2 separate regions of the Mus musculus genome follow, and region 1 is linked to region 2. A link is a contact called in ENCODE Hi-C data. All regions are on one chromosome and are shown on one strand. Each heading gives the region's core, a stretch centred on a gene start or an enhancer-like site at or near the end of the contact. The rest is flanking DNA. Distances are from core to core; before and after follow the strand shown.

Region 1 (4,922 bases), core at 2,169-4,668, 140 kb after region 2:
AGATGTGCCCCCCCCAACACACACTATGGACCCTCCCTCTGAAACCATAAACCCAAATAAACCCTGCCTTCTGAGCTGTCTTGGCCATGATATATTATCACAGAAAAGTAACTGATGTATAAAGTATCTAATATTCTAGCCCCAAAAGGACAAATGCCCCAAGTCCTCAGAGGGCTGGGGGCTTTGATATGGGCATAGCAGCAGCTTCTCACCTTTCTTACCCCAGGAGACAGGATTTAGGTCTGCATTCCCTGATGTGAGCAGACTCACAGCCCAGGTGCCCTGGGAGAGATGCAGGAGGACTCCAAATATAGCACACCACTACCATGAGGGTCCTCTCTGACCTAAAGAGCAGGATAAGGATTGCTGTTTTTCATAAAAGGTGGATTAAAAATTTTGTGACAGTCTCTTTGGGAATGGAGTAGTATTTCTTCATGTACATGAAGATGTAAAGTTAAACATACCATGGAGATAATATGATCACACTTGCTAACCCCAGAAATTCAATAGGAGATCAATCTAAATTCCATTCTATACCACAGGACTGAGACATTGAAGGATGTAAAAAAAAAAAAAAAAAAAAAAAAGTCACCATTTGCTATGACACTGGTCATTTTGAAGCAGTATTGTAATCACAATCTTGCTGAAGAACAAGAAGTTAACGTTCTCCTTCCTGTAATTAAACCTTGATGATGACTATGCATCAGAGGACAGGACGCAAAAATGAACTTACCTTAATTCTACCAAATAAAGGGCACCTTATCCCTTAAAGGTGTATAATGAACCGAATGTCTTTCCAAGCTTGCATTTACTAAACATTTGCTAGAGCTAAGCACCTTAGAAAATCTATTCATTTACACTCAACAATCCTGTGGTGTGGATCCCCTTATCATACAAGGCAGGAAACTAAGCCCAGGAAAAAGCTTTACTGACTGAATTCTATCAGAGATCAAAGACGGAAGCACAGTGTAGCCAGCATGCATGTGAGGAACATGTTCATCTTTAAACATCTTCCAAAACACAGACCTAGAGTTCTGATTCTCTTCACTCCAGAGCTGCATGTAGCACTTGCCTACCATGATTGTGGCCCTGGGTTTAATCATACCAACAAGTGATAACCTTTTAAATATGGTAAGAAAGTATCGAATCTAGATATCTTAGATAAATTCATATTGTCATTATTAGAGAATTTTTTTTAAAAGTTAAGGTTTTCTTTACCACCTATGCAACTAGGAAATATAGCTTAATCTGTTAAGTGTTATGTACATGAAAATATATATTTTAATACAATTAATAATTGAGTCACTGGGTGACTGTCTTATTGTAGTAAGTTAATATGCCTCAAATTGAAGTAAATATTCATGTTCATTATCACAACTTACAAATGACAGATGGGTCAGACACGTAAGAAAATTCATCATATCTTCCATTGTTTAAGAATCAATGAGTTGGCCACAGAAAGGCTAGACCCATTCTAAGTTAAACACCAGAAGTTTCTGAATGAACACAATTTTATGACAACAAATGACTAAGTGTTTCCACACCCATATGTGCATTTATTCGTGGACCTTCTGAGACAGGAACAAAAGGATGCACAGGGTTGCTTCCCAGAGTCCTCTCCCAACACAAAAGTGTAGCAGGTTCTCTTTCTGGATCCTGCCTTTGACAGTAGGACACAGGACAAACTTTGGCCTTGGTAAGAAGAAAATACTGCAAATGCAGTATTTATGTTCAACAGCAATGACTTCCCTCAGAGCTCAGATCTTCCCTCAGATCTTCAAACCTGAAGACTTATATGGAAACTGTCTGGGGGACTTTTGACTTTTGAATATTATTCATCAGAACCCAATCATCTTATCATTCTTATTATCATGTCCAATCCCATGTTCTTAACATAGCTTGGGGGGATGTGTGTGTGGTGTGTGTGTGTGTGTGCGCGCACACACACGCACACAATAGAGAATGATCTTTCTAGAAGGCTGTGGTGGTACACACATATAATCCTAACATGCAGGAGAATCATAAGCACAAGGCGGGTGTTTTTGTTTTTGTTTTTGTTTTCTTACAGAGCAAACAGTAACACCTCAGCTTGACCTGACTCAGTATCTGGACTTTCTCCTGAAAAAGAAAGCCAACCTTCACTGAGGGGCTACCATTACAGCAAGCACTTTACCTATGCATTTGTTCCTCATGGTCACCCACTTGGGCAGATTATCTGTTATCTAAATGAAAAAGATTAAGGTTCAGAGAACATAAGTGCACAGCCTCATGTGCTCTAGCCAATCAATGATGAAATGGGCCCAACCCAACTGACCAACCCCAAAGACTCATAAAATGCATGTCCCCCAGTTAACTGTAGACTCTCCAGAAAAGGAGTCCTTTTATTTCTTTAGAACACCTCAATGTTGACTGTTTTTCTTGTTATCCCAGTGTGCACTTTCTTCTTTTAAACAATGCCTTACTTGCTACTTACATTTTTATAGAAAAGTATGAAAGAAAGTATTGCCCAAACAGTTTGCTTGGTACACCCTACTACAGGGAGCATCTGTGTCATTTCTATAAAGTCACCTGTAATCAAAACACACTGGCAATGGCCAAAACTATGAAGATTCCCAGTGCGCATATGATATCTTGAGAATCCCTCATTAGCAGACAGTTCATCTGCTATGAAGGGAACCAGAAGCACCCCACCCCACCCCCACAGCAACTTCCCTTTCCCACCTGCAAGGTGGGACTGGTCTCCCTTTCGCTCTTCTTCTAGTGCTTTCTTTAAAAGTCTCCTTTCTCCTCTGTGCCAACCCTTCCACGTTCCAGACAGTGTTAAGAATCCAACACTGGATTTGTCTCCTCCAAAAAGTAGACTGAATGATCTCTAAAGACATGTGAGAGACACCACAACTTATGAGACTAGGATTCTAACTCCAATTCCTACAACATAGTTCTGGAAATGTTCTCAGACCAGTTTTAGATGCTGATCCCTAATGACAGGTGCTCACACTCATTTACACCTCAGAGAACCCAATGTTCCCTTAGTTCCACTCCAAGTTCAGTTCGACCAAAAGCCACTTTCATCCAGTGAGTGTCTGAAATACAGACTCATGAGAAATAACTATTAGAGAAAGGAACTGTGTCCTCCCCAAAAGCTAAGGACACCAGGGACAAGCACCTTTTGTAGCTGTACACACTTGGCCTCAAGGGATACATTTATCAGCCCTTCTTAAGCCATCCACCCATCATCTAAGTTATCATTCTTACAAACTTCTGGAAGAATACTGAGGACAATTCACCCTTACCTTTCAGTAAGTAAGAAATGCTGCTTAGAAGTTTTTGTCGTCCATTCAGCCGTGGAGACACTTGCTGTGGCTGAAGAACCCTAAGAGACACTTCCTCAACCTGTTCTGCTCCTCTAGCCTCTCCCTTCACCCACCCCCCCAGTCAAACATTAACCACAACATTTTTATTGATATCTGAGAGTCACTGGGTATCATAAAAGGTATCATTACATTCAGTCCAGGAAAGAAGTTACTTTATACCCATTCATACCAAACATGCTTTCAAACTGGTTGCTGAGTTGTTGGTGGTGGTGGTGTTGTTTTAAATATATGAATAAGTTAGGAGTTAAGAAGTTTAAATGAGGAAGTTGAGTGTGTATCCAACTATCTCTGGAGTGTGAGCTCTGTGGCATCAAAGAGGGTTGCTAACATTTTACACAATCACTTATTGTAGTGTCTGCAAAGGAGACTGTCAACAAGTATGCGTATAGGTTCTGTACAAGTCCAAACTACAAGGCACCAAGTTTGCTGACAGTGTCACCCACTGACAGACACTGACAAGTGATTTTGTAGATGGCCCAGATGCCATGCTGAAAGACACAGTGGCTGTTCCAACTTCTGAAAGACACGGTAACCCAACAAACACAGTTCTGTTCTGTTTTGTTTTGTTTTGTTTTGTTTTGTTTTGTTTTGTTTTGTTTTGAAGCTACTGCCACAGACATCTTAAGCCAAGGCGTCTTTCTGACTGATGGCTAAGTCCCACTCTTCAGTGCCTCCAGGAAACCATCTTGAAAATGTGAAGTGATACCAGGCAGAGGTCACATAGGTCAAAGTTTACCCTGTTTCTGGGGACCTTCTGAAGTGTGTCTGGATGTCTCCTGAACTGCTGTTTCCCTTCCCTTCCATTGCTGGCTTCAGAGCACTCTTAATGGGAGCTCCCTCCCTCTAAGATCTCCTGAACAGCTTTCCTGGGTGCTCTAACAGTGGAACTGCCCTCCCTCCTCAGTCTCACGGCTAAGCTCACTGTGTTTAGAGAAGTAAGATTAACTCGGCCAAGAACTTCTCAAATTTTGACCATCTCTGCTTTCCCATCTGCTAGACAAAATGACCTTGGGACACAAAATCAAATAGCTTCATCCTGCCTGATGATTCACTTCCTGGAATCAATCAATTGCATCTCTCCTCACAGAACTTCTCTGGAAGGAGTTGGCTTCTTGCCTAGTAGTCTTTTAATAATGTGTGTAAAATATAATTTTTAAGTCTACAAAGTTTTTGTGTGTGTTGGGGGGTGTTTTTGCTTTTGTTTTGCTTTAGGAAAAGCAGATTCATAGACGGGTAAATTTATAGATTGCTGTTGTTTTCAGTAATAATACCATGCCACCAGGGCCATGGCACATGGGCATATAAGTTAAAGGTATCTCTTCAGCTAGTCTTCTCAAGTCTATGAATAGATTCCAGCTTAGACACAGGAAACAGAGTAAGGAGAGATTTTCTATCTGGTGGAGTCACTCAGCCTGTGACAATACAGTCTATCCTACCAGGCCTATCTGATTTACAACAAAGACAGCATTCAGACCTGGATTATGTTCTTCCTGTTCCTGTGACTAATAAGAGTAAAAATCCCCCCATGGGTCCATTCTTATCAGGAGA
Region 2 (5,093 bases), core at 1,981-4,480:
AGTGGATGATCTACGGCCTCTTCTCAAGGAGTGCCTTCTCTTATGTGGCAATGATCGCTCCCAACACAGTTTCCATTCTCTACAGCTTATGCTGCTAAAAATGTGCATTTGTAAACGATAAAGCAATAACACTCTACCTCTTATGAGTTAAACAATATAGTGTGCTTCCATTTTTAGACATTTTAGAGGCAGTTAAAAAGGAACCCAGAGAGAGAGAGAAAGCTTCCACACTTCAGCCCCACTACTCTGTCTGTAAGTCACCCTGGGGCTGCCCAAGACACTGAAAAGTTACAGCCACTAGGTATAGGAGGAGAAGACAGACAGGCTGTATGATCTTTCCCTGCCTTAGTTTATTTTCTTGGCTAAACGCTGGGCTGGTACCTGCAGTGGAAGGAGCACATGGACTGAGCCTATGCCCTTCCACACTCCAGGGATTAAGTGAACTGGTTCCAGGGCCGGGTTTATGGAATCAGGGAGCTGGATTTACTCATTGTTTATAGCAATGGAAGCAAGCTGAGTGAAACTCTACAGCCCGGGAATGTGCCTCTCCAGTTTCTGCCTCACTGGAACCCTGTGCCTGCCTCGGCTACTCTGTGATTATGACTCCCATTGCCCACACTACACTGGTTTTACAATGCAGGGGGTACTGTAATTTTCTCCACGTAATCAGCACTGGATGGTCTAGGTTTCAGTGCACTCTCAGGGAGCTCCGGTAAACACAAGAGAACAGCCATGGATGAATTCTTCACTGAAACGAAAGTTAGGATTAGCAATGGGCAAAACTCACGTTACTTTTCAGCTCTCTTTTTCTTTGGTACTCTTTAGTCACCATGTCTACAAGTTGGTTTATTATTTGTTCTGTTTACAAACAGCTGTGCTTCTTAAATTTTTAGGGTTACATCTTCCAACAAATAAGTTTCTCAGCCATTGTTGAAATACTCCCTTTCCTTTATTTTTTCTAATTATTCTTTTATAAAGCTTCATCACGGAGACTGAATATGTTAGTATAGTGCTTCCCTGACAAGCACAAAGCCTTGGGCTCAATCTCCAGCACTACATGAACAGAGTGTGGTAGCACACACCTATAACCCAAGCGTCTGGGAAGTAGAGACAGAATGACCAGAAGTTCAAGGTCACCCCCAGCTATGTAACGAGTTTGAGGCCAACCTGGGATCTCTGCAACAGCAATGATATTGCTGTTACACACAGCACATTAGATTGACATTGGCCTTCTCAATTTCTCCTCTCTTCCTCTAATGCTTATATTCACATTTATTTATTTTCCTGATATAACTTAAATTTAAATTTTATTTAAATTTAGATACTTTTTTCACTAATCTCTCAGTTCATGAATTCTGTTTTCATCTTCTAAAGTTATTATTATTGTATGTGGGTTCGCTGCCTGTGTGTGCCACAGCACGTGTGTGGAGGTCAGAGGAACACTGGGCACCAAATCAGGTTACTGGGTTTATGTAACAAGTGCGTTTGTCCACTAAGCCCTCTTGCCAGCCTCTCTCTTCTCTGGTTTATTGGCTTTCAAACTATCCATTGAATTTCATCGATACAAAACCATATATGTGTATGTTTAAATTCTGAAGTAGCATTTGTTTTCAAGTATTATAGAACCATAGTAAAGTAGAGAAAGTTTCCACATATTCATATTCCAGCTTCCCCAATGTGACCCTATAGTGACCCTATAATAATGCAGTGTTGGATAAAGATATTGATTGGTACCGTGCTGATATGGTACAGATTTCAAAGGGTTTGAATACATTCATATCATCAGTCTCTTTGTATATAGTTGTGATGGCATATATTAAAACTATAGGTTCATATAACGACCACCATAAGTATCATACAGAGTTGGCCCACCACTACAAAAGAACTCCTCCATGCTGCCCCTCACTGCCTCTTCATGCAGCTGTAATTGCCCTCCCTTCTCTTCTCTCCTAGTAACTACTTATCTCCCATCTTTCTCTAACTGGCTGCAGCTTTGAGAGATGAACATTAAAAACAAAACAAAACAAAACAACAATGCACAGCACCTGTGGCCCTCGGAGACTGATCCTTTCCCTTAGCACTGTGATTTAAAGCTCAGTCTGAGCCACGTGCATCTCAGCTTACCTGATTTCATCTCTAAGTAGTGTTGCTTGTATAACTAGAGGTTGTTTTGTCCTCCCATTGATGGACAGCTGTGATATGTCTGGGATTTGTGAGGTTGCACAGAGCCGCACAAACAGCGAGGCGACATTTCTGTATGGAAAAGGTGATCGTCATTGTGTCTTTTAATTTTCTAGACCCACAGCTGATTTATAGGATGGCTGTACCATTTTACACTGTCACCTGCATTATCCTAGAGATCTAGTGTCTCTGCATCCTTGTCAGCATTTAGCGTTGTCAGAGGATTTTATTTTGCATGTTAACCATTCTCTCAGGCATCTGATTGTTTCTCACATGGGTTTGAGCTGTATTTCTCTAAGAACCAGAGATACTGGTTCTCCTCAAGTGTTCCTTTGATATCTTTCTACTATTTCCTAACCAGGCTGTTTTCTTGCTGTTGGATTTAGGAAACTCTTTATATATTTTGGATACAAGTGGCCTGTGAGATATGTGGTATGCAGGTATTTTTTTCGGCTAGAGACTTTCAGCTTGTGCTTAGTTTTGATTTCTAAAAGTTCTACTACATTCCATTCCCAAACTCAGCCCTATCAATTCTTCAGAAACTCTCCCACTCTCCCCCTTAAGTCCCACTTAAAAGCCTTTCTTAAAAAATTAATTCACCTTTATTAATTATAGCATTTAAAGCTCTGAATATGCCCTCTGTGCCTGTTGTTGATTCTCCTTCCTTTGATGACTCCCTCCTGTGCTTTGTTATTTTCCAGTATCAATCTGCCTTTGTTGGAGTGTAATCTTAGAAACCCTGCAGAGCCTACCTGGGGAGGTGGCAATGGCATTCTGCAAGGGAAGTGTTGCATTTGCTCAGCTGGCAGCCGCAAACACCACATCTTGTGCTTTGACACCTACGGAAAATTTGCAGGATGCCACAGTCAAGAATTTATACACCAGAGGGTGTTGGGAATATCTTTAACGTGCCTCTGAAGATGAAGTTTTTTGTTCATTTGTTTTGAATTCTGCACTGCATCCTCTGCCTGAAACGTTGCGTTTCAGTTCTGATTTCCTGCCTCCAGGGCCTGACTTATCTGCTGTTTCCAGGCAGGCAGGGCTCTGCAGGCGGGGCTCTGCAGGCGGGGCTCTGCAGGCACGCCCCTTCCTGTGGCATCTCCAGCTCATTTCAGTCTCACTGGTTTTTATTTCTCCCGTTATTGTTACCGCCTGTGGGTTTTCTGAGCTCATCTCTTTGTCTAAAAAAAAAGTATGTCATTAAAAAGAATAACTGTATAAATACCTGTCTTAGTTTATCTAGCACTCCTCATATTTAGTACCAGAGGAGTTTTTAAATTATCTAGATGACTAGTTTGCCTAATAACTATTTGTAACAAAAGCTTACAAAACCACATACTAATTCCTATAGTTAGGCAGGGCCTGTTAATATGATGAATATGCAAGGCCTTGCTTGGCTAATATTATGACAGCTTGATGCAGGCTAAAATCATTTGAGAGAAAAGAACTTCAGTTGAGGAAATCCTTCCGTAAGTTTAGGCTATAGGCAAGCCTATAAGATAATTTCTTAGTGATGGATTTAAGTAGGGCCACCCTTGGCTGGTGGTCCCGGGTTCTGTAAGAAAGTAGGCTGAGCAAGCATGATGAACAAGCTAGTAAGCAGCAGCCCTCCATGGCCTCTGCATCAGTTCCTGCCTCCAGGATCCTGCCCTGTTTGAGTTCCTGTTCTGACTTCCTTTGATGATGGGCTACCACAAGGAAATATAAGCTAAATAAACCATCTTCTCCCCAGCTTTCTTTAAGTCATTGTGTTTAATCACAGCAATAGTTACCAGGATAATGGGGTATTGCTGGGACAGACCTGATCCTGTTTTTATTGAGAGGATTGTAGAAGGACTTCAGAAGTTTGGCCTAGAAAGTCATTGAGCGTTGATGGCTCAGTGGGCTATTCTATGGAAGCTTGAAGATAAGAATGTTTAGAGCAGTACAGATGATGGAGGTCTGGCTTGTGAACTTTCAGAGAGAAGTAAAATGCTTCATTTATTTTTGATCTTATAGAATCTCACAGTTGAAAGATTTTGAACTTTTAAAGAGATTTTTTTTTTGAATTTTTAAGAGACGTTACATTTTAAAAGAGATAATATTTTAAAGAGGCTGATTTTTTTTTCAGTGTTTAAATTGTTAAAGAATTTTAAGATTTGGGATTTTTATAGTGGGATGATAATATTAATGTGTGATCTTGGGAATGAACTGGAAAGAGTGATGTATTTGTGTGTGGAGCCAACCAAGAGTCAATTGTGTTGGTTAGTTTTATGTCACCTTGACACAGATAGAGTCTTCTGAGAGAAGGGAACCTCAGGTGAGGAAAGCTTCCATAGATGTGTCTTAAGGCAAGCCTGTAGGGCAGTTTCCATAGATATGGCTTAAGGCAAAGCCTGTAGGGCAGTTTCTTAATTAGTGACTGATGCCTGTGATGACTATTTTTGGTTGTCGACTTGACTACGTTTGGAACTAAAAGGCAAAAATAGAGGGAATAGGAGTGAGGAAGTTTTGCTTAATTTGAAGTAGGGAGATATCTGGGTCTTTGCGGTAGAAAGAAATACCTTTAATCCAGATTTTGAGGCAGGAAGACATATCTTTAATCCAGATATTTAATCCTGATCTAATGTACACATGCCTTCTACAGGAAGCCTAAATAAGGACATGGAAAAGGGAAGTTTTTGTTCTTTGCCTGCTTGCTCTCGCCTTGCTATCAAGTCCATTCCTTCAGTGGCATTAGAGCCTATTTCTCTGGGTTTCAGCACATACAGAAAACCAGCTGAGACAACATCCAGCCTTGTGAACTGAGCAACTACTGGATCCTTGTACTTTCCATTCTCAGCCAGCCATTGTGGCATTAGCTGAACTAATCCAACAATGCAACGTGTAAGTTGTCCTGTGTGTGTGTGTGTGTGGATAGATAGATAGATAGA

The links. Hi-C counts contacts between places; a loop is a spot of excess contacts on that map.
Region 1: a loop to region 2 is called in a map of T-helper 17 cell, with 1.8 times the contacts of the local background. The contact joins the promoter of Cdh17 here to the enhancer-like site in region 2. A Hi-C loop is called at or near these places in 2 of 37 maps with a recorded cell type or tissue (both T-helper 17 cell).

What each region holds. Positions count from the first base shown.
Region 1 is chr4:11,756,653-11,761,574 of GRCm38, reverse strand. Cdh17 (cadherin 17) reads right to left here and starts at 3,418. Exons shown (of 18, transcript NM_019753.4): 1 at 3,294-3,418. RefSeq lists an enhancer at 1-333.
Region 2 is chr4:11,898,313-11,903,405 of GRCm38, reverse strand. No RefSeq gene overlaps it. Among named protein-coding and RNA genes, the nearest start is that of Pdp1, 66 kb to the left of the region's middle. Within about 2 kb of position 3,230, at least 1 of the 3 ENCODE cell types and tissues checked has a DNase peak (open chromatin) inside an H3K27ac peak, as active enhancers do.